2 separate regions of the Homo sapiens genome follow, and region 2 is linked to region 1. The links are chromatin contacts, found by Hi-C or POLR2A ChIA-PET in ENCODE. All regions are on one chromosome and are shown on one strand. Each heading gives the region's core, a stretch centred on a gene start or an enhancer-like site at or near the end of the contact. The rest is flanking DNA. Distances are from core to core; before and after follow the strand shown. Region 1 overlaps RORA (RAR related orphan receptor A). Region 2 overlaps RORA (RAR related orphan receptor A).

Region 1 (3,014 bases), core at 259-2,758:
GTGTTCAAAGAGAGGCTCACTGTGTCTCAAGGGCAGGGTAGAGTGGAGCAAATGGCTCAATATAAGGATGGAAAGTGGGTAGCCAGGTTGGCGGGACCTAATCCTAAAGGGCCTTGAATACTCTGTTAAGGAGTTTGGACTTATTTTCTAGGTGACTTAAGCCTTCAGAACAGAAAGGAGTCTGTTTAGATTACGTGTGAGAGCTCATCTGTCCAATGTTCAACCACACAATCTCAATAATGATAAAGATACTAACAAAGATGAACTAGCCAAAACCATTAATCTGCTTCCATAACGAGCTAGCCTATGAGTTTTTAAAATATGTTTCTAGCCATTAATAACCAGGGAATTTCACATTAAAGTTCAGATTTATAGATTCTCTTAAAAAAAAAAAAAAGACCTGGTGATGACAGACCAGTTATTCCAAACGGCGACAGAGCCAAGGGAGGTGCTCCCTTTCCAAAGCATATGTGCCGTCCAGCGGTCCAAGTGCCTCCTCTACCTGCCACACTCACACCACCTGCCTAGGGGCACTAAATGTTTGGGTTTGCACCTTTTCTTTTAGAGAGATGCCCTCTTTTATTATCATTATTATTATTATTATTATTATTTTTTTTTTTCTGAGACTGAGTCTTGGTCTGTTACCCAGGCTGGCGTGCAGTGGTGTGATCTCAGCTCATGCAACCTCCATCTCCCAGGTTCAAGTGATTCTCCTGCCTCAGCCTCCCGAATAGCTGGGACTACAGGCATGCACCACCACACCCAACTAATTTTTGTATTTTTAGTGGAGACAGGGTTTTACCATGTTGGCCAGGCTGGTCTGGAACTCTTGGCCTTAAGTGATCCGCCTGCCTTGGCCTCTCAAAGTGCAGGGATTACAGGTGTGAGCCACCAGGCCCAGCCGATACCCTCTTTTATTAGCAAGAATAATTCTACCATTGCATGAGTTCATACATACTGATTATCTCCGGCTTCTTTTGGTAATGCATTACTTTCCCTTTTTTTCTTTCTCATGCCAATAAAGTTTTCCATTTATTCCTTTACTTAAAATTGAAGTTATACGGTGTTAAATAAAATGTGTTTGGGTTGAAAATGAAAATGAAGATGTCATATGTAAGGGGCCTATGATGAACAGAAGGTAGAAAGCATGCTCTGTGGCAGGGTTTCTCAGCCTTGGCACTACTGACATTTTGTGTGAGATAATTCTTTGTTGTGGCTAGATGCTAATAGCACTCTCGAATTGTATTAATCAAAAAATCTCTCTAGACACTGATAAATGTTCCCTGGGGGTCAAAAGTGCCCCCAGTTGAGAACCACTGTTTTATGGAGAGAATGGTTTCCAGGAAAATAAGCTCTGGATAGGACAGTGGTGCTCTGCTGGAAAATGGATAGGACAATGCTTATGTCTCCTGCTGTTACCTCTGCCCCTGTGCACCTTTCTGTTCTGCCAGAGACAAGGGTTGCCCCACCCACAGAAAGGTGGAACAGCCAGGCATCCTGAGGGTAGTGATGCCAAAAGAAGCCCAAAGTCCTCTCCTACCTGGGAGAAACTTCAGCACCTCCATGAGGCAGCATGGCAGTGAAGGCTTTCTCTGCTCTCTACTGCTGATGTAGTTAAGGGAAACAAGAAAGAAATTTGCATGATCTATTCTCAAGACCCAAACCTCCCTGTTTGCATACCCCGGCTCAGTGTGGTGTCAGAATGATTCTAAGGAAGGAAGAAGCCCCTTTTCTCTGACAAGGCACTGGGGAAGTCTAGTCGAGATCTCACTGGGGAAAGCAGGACTTGCTGCTGCTATGGGAGGCAGGAAGCAGGCCAGGCACAGATCCTGGAACACATCAGACCAAAGTCCAGGACCTCCTCTCCTTTGGCTCGAAGGGCCTTGACCCAGAGCTCACTCACCTGAGAGCTTCTTTCACTTTTCTTGTAATATACATTTATCTTGAATCTAAGCACTGTTGTTGTATTATCAAACTGTCAGGATGGTTTTATATGTTTTCCTAGTACAAGTAAAAAAGATTAGTTGCTTTGCAAGGACGGAACAGGGAGTTGTTGATGACAAAGTGAAGTAGGTAAAAGTTGACTGAATAGTTTTGATATTTTTCATATGGATTTCAGTTTAGATGGTTTTGCGCTAAAAAAAAAAAAAAAAAAACTCAATATTATGGCATTTCCTGGAGTTTAAAATACGCTGACAATACAATTTACAAAAGGCCTTTTTGTGGTTAGTGTCTTTTCACACCTCTATCTTCTGGCATTTAGAATCTAATCATTTCTTTGTGGTAAGAGGTATTATATATAGAAAATTGGTTGAATTAAATTAATCAACGAAAGTGCCTTGTTCATTTTGCACTCCTTCTCAAAAGAAACCACTGAGGTGGGAGGACTGCTTGAACCTAAGAGTTCGAGACTAGCCTAGGCCACATGGAGAGACTCCATCTCTTTAAAAAATTAAAAAAAAAAAAAAAAAAAAAGCCATGTGTGGTGTCACATGCCTGTAGCCCCAGCTACTGGCGAGGCTGAGGCAGAAGGATCACTTGAGCCTAGGAGTTCCAGGTTACAGTGAGCTATGATGGCAACACTGCACTCCAGCCTGTGAGACCCTGTCTCTTTAAAAAGAAAAAGAAAAGAAAAAACCCAAAGGATTCATTTTTACAAAATTCAAGTCTTCTGAATGATGCTTAGTAAATATGTAGTAGATGCTCAATACAGGCTAGCTAATGACAACAGTGATTTTGGTCCTCACCATAAAGGGGCGGAAGGGTGGTGGTTAAAAGGGGGAAACAGGGCAACAGCAAAGAAAAATGACAATTAGTCTCCTCATTCAGTAAATAATGAGTAAATGAAATAGCAGTCACTCCCTTACAGTAACGACAGCTCAAAAGGGTGAATGGCTTGAACAGGGGAGGATGAACAATACAAGGGTAAAAGAGGGATGCAGACAAGGAAGGTTTTGAGTAAGTTAAACCTACTGGCGACAAAGAACGTACAGAGAGCAGGGCCAAGCAGCTGA
Region 2 (3,316 bases), core at 290-2,789, 92 kb after region 1:
CACTACCTGAAATGAACATCTGACACTCAGTCACTGGTCTGGATTTAGAAAACTGCTTTGATCCCCGGAGGGAAGATTGTTAATGAGTATTTTAAAGGACAAGATTGGCGAAGCATGATAGAGTGGAAAAGGGTACTGATTTTGAAGGGTCCCAGTCTTGCTTCCACTTCTGTAAGCAAGTAGAACTGACTTTGAACAAGACACATTACACTGCCCTGAGAAAACGTCCTCATCTCTAACATGGGAGGTGAAGTTAACCCTCTAGTCCATCCAACAATCAAATCTAGGCCTTAATGACTATGAAAACATGGGAAAAAATTTAAAACAAGAGCAGGTAATGCTTGCACCTTTTCGCTACCTGAAAGGAAGGTCAGACAACCTTAGTATAAAAGGTAACTTTTCTTACTTGCATGCTAACAATCAATGCATAATTTACATAGCAATGCATACACTTTATATAGTTCAAGAGATCATCGTTGACTGCCTGAACTTGATATGCTTCATCCTTGTCATGTCCTCCTCACTAAATACTAACTACCCAAAGTGATCAAACCCCAAATGTAAAAATAATCATCTGATAAATCACAGACAACAAGGAGGTGAAAAAAAGAACTCAGTCAAACATTTTTGAGTTCATAAAAAAATTGAATAGCATAATCTACCACTATGTTCCCATCCCCCTGCTAAAACAATATTTTATCACTCTGGCTTTATTTATTCCCAGTCCTCCCCAACATACTTATTTTCTGGAGCATTTTAAAGTAAATCTTGGATATCTTGTCATTTCATCCACAACTACTTCAGTCTTCATCTCAACTAATAAGGATTTTTTAAAAACCACTACCACGACAGTATTATGCCTGACAATATTAAAAAATTATTTACTATCATCTAAAGAACCAATCAATATTCAAATTTCATCAATCATCTAAAAATTTTTTTTTCTTTCAGTTTTTGGCTTGAATTAGCATCTAAACAAGCTAAGAGGTGAAACTGATTTCACCCAATTCACAATCCTTTGTCTTTTAAATATTTCTTTTAGACGCTGACATTACTTAGACACAATGTATCTGGAACACAGATAATGTGAAGGTCAGCTTCATCGCAATATTATTTGAAATGTCTTATTCTATGAATCAGATATAAATGTAGTTAAAGGCTCAGAACTGGAAAAATCTCAAGTAATTCTCAGTTTTCCCAAATGCATAAATGATTTAGGCAACCTTAATGGAATGCTTTAAAGATATTTTGCTAAATCTTACACCATTCCTAGGAAGAATACCTCTGACAGACTTTAGCAGCTTTTATTTTGCCCATATAAAAGCTGGATTTCTTAGACCGTGGAGCAGCCTAACAGCACAGATAGTATTTTCAGTTGTAGTTTCACCTGCACCTTAAAAAGAAATCTACCTGCATATGCTGGCAACGAGGACATCTTTGAAAACAGAGCTAAGAGCCTCAAACTGTCAACTCCGACTTTTGGGAAGAAGGGAGGTGAACAGTTTCTCCATTCAGCTTCCATGAGGCCTCTCTGGTAACACACAGGCACTGCTGTGACTCATAACCAGAAATACTGTTTTATAACACCAGTCTGTGTTTTGTAACACACACTGAAAGAAAAAAAAAACTATTTAGAAACCAAAACCAAGCCCTACATCTGGGCATTGGTATCAAGATCTCAAGATGTCAGAGTGGCTATTTAATTCAGATAAAGTAGGCAAGTCCTTATCCCTTTCCTTGGCAAGAAAGTGGAGGCTTCCTGCCTGCTGCACATGCCCACAGGAGGAGCAACCATGAATTTAATTTTCTTAAAACAGAAGCATTTTCAGACTTGTGTTTTCCTGGACAGCTGCCTAGTGGCTGTAATCCATAATAAGGGCGTGTAATTGACAGTAATGTGAATCACTCACTGAAATTCTGGCAAAAAAAAAAAATAGAGGAGTTATTTTTTTTTTTTTTCAGGAAAAAATTAAAGAGCAGATTCATCCTGTCCATTGAAAATAGCAATTACTTTACATTTCAGCTCATTAGCTACCTTTATATAAAAAAATCACTGTAATTTGTACTAACTATCAGCAAGTGTTGTAAAGAAGTGGTGCAGTTGCACAAGGCATGCAATCGGATGTGCTGGGCCAGGCACAATCTGTAAAATGGCAAATGTAGATGAGTTACTTGATATAGCATACATGGGATTCCTGGCCCAAGAGTGAGTTACAGGACACTGTCCTAACAGTGATTTTGCCACTTAAAAAGCTGCTATCTGCCTGGGACCTTGTAATTATTATGGTAATACCCAGGGCAGACTGATCAAGCTGCCATTGATGTCTATGGGCAGTTTCAGAATTCCTTTCACTCAGACACAGGGATCTCCAAAAGAATGGTTGGGGATTTTCCCAGGTAGAAGCTGTTGGAACCATGGAAACTTTGAGACCAGGTAAAGGGTTTCTCCCATCTATTAATTCTCTTTGAATAAGGGGAAGAATAATCTCAATTAACTTCACTATCAACCTGAAAGGGCCCCCTCTTTTCCAAGGCAGAGGCACGGGAACTAAACACTGGAAAGCTACGGAAGATTTAATTCCATTTAGATAAACCCTGACTCCATCAGAACCCGAGAGGTTCAGATATTTTTCTGAAACTTCAGCACCTGTGAAACTAGCAGCCCTTGTCCAGAACTACCTGGTATCTCAAGCTTCTGGTCCCAGAGGGAACAGGGGTATTTTGACTTGTGAAAATCCCACGAATGCATGGAGAAAAACTTGGGACTTTAGAATGCTGAGGTCTGTGTTAGGAAGATGTATATTGAACCAAAGAGTGGAAACACTTAACCTCTTTTTCTCAGTCAACCACACTCTATGAAGAAGGCTTGGATTTATTTTCTCCTATTGGGATCTCCCATTCTTAGAAGAAAAATGGAAGTCAGATTTCATTAAAATAGAGGTAATGTTGGGATTTTGATGAATGAAACTAAAATTCATTTTGTGCTTTATCATTAATTATTTCTGAGAAGCTTTTTCTCATATGACAACAGTTGGGGGATGGTATTATTAGCTTATGATGGTTCCCATCTTTGATAGCCACCACTAATCTCCTACTTAATTCTGGCTTAATTTGCAAGTAGTTGCTAACAGGCAAAATGAGGGTGGAGTCTCATAAACCACTAAAAAGAGAGACTTGCTATGCATATAAATAGGCCCTGCAAAAATATTTCAGATACTGTATCTCAATTATTAGACAGTAGCAAACTGTCAAAATCTAAAAAGTAACATGGAATATGTATAACTAGTTCTTTGCAGGCATTCTTTTTGTTCCTATA

Evidence for each region. Hi-C counts contacts between places; a loop is a spot of excess contacts on that map. ChIA-PET counts read pairs that join two places held with the same protein, here RNA polymerase II (POLR2A). Pooled maps may share reads with other maps.
Region 2: a pooled map shows a loop between it and region 1 (2.3-fold over the local background). The contact joins two enhancer-like sites. A Hi-C loop is called at or near these places in 4 of 50 pooled maps. POLR2A ChIA-PET finds 5 or more read pairs at or near these places in 3 of 52 experiments (T-cell, WTC11 and activated naive CD4-positive, alpha-beta T cell).

The regions. Positions count from the first base shown.
Region 1 is chr15:60,566,808-60,569,821 of GRCh38, forward strand. All of the region lies in intron 2 of RORA (RAR related orphan receptor A), which reads right to left. All of the region lies in intron 3 of RORA-AS1 (RORA antisense RNA 1), which reads left to right. Among named protein-coding and RNA genes, the nearest start is that of RORA-AS1, 89 kb to the left of the region's middle. RefSeq lists a silencer at 1,463-1,757. Within about 2 kb of position 1,509, at least 5 of the 41 ENCODE cell types and tissues checked have a DNase peak (open chromatin) inside an H3K27ac peak, as active enhancers do.
Region 2 is chr15:60,659,137-60,662,452 of GRCh38, forward strand. The region is part of intron 2 of RORA (RAR related orphan receptor A); the gene reads right to left. It overlaps LOC105370846 (a long non-coding RNA gene), which reads left to right. Exons shown (of 5, transcript XR_007064663.1): 5 at 1-3,316. Among named protein-coding and RNA genes, the nearest start is that of RORA-AS2, 21 kb to the right of the region's middle. RefSeq lists an enhancer at 1,474-1,523. Within about 2 kb of position 1,540, at least 8 of the 41 ENCODE cell types and tissues checked have a DNase peak (open chromatin) inside an H3K27ac peak, as active enhancers do.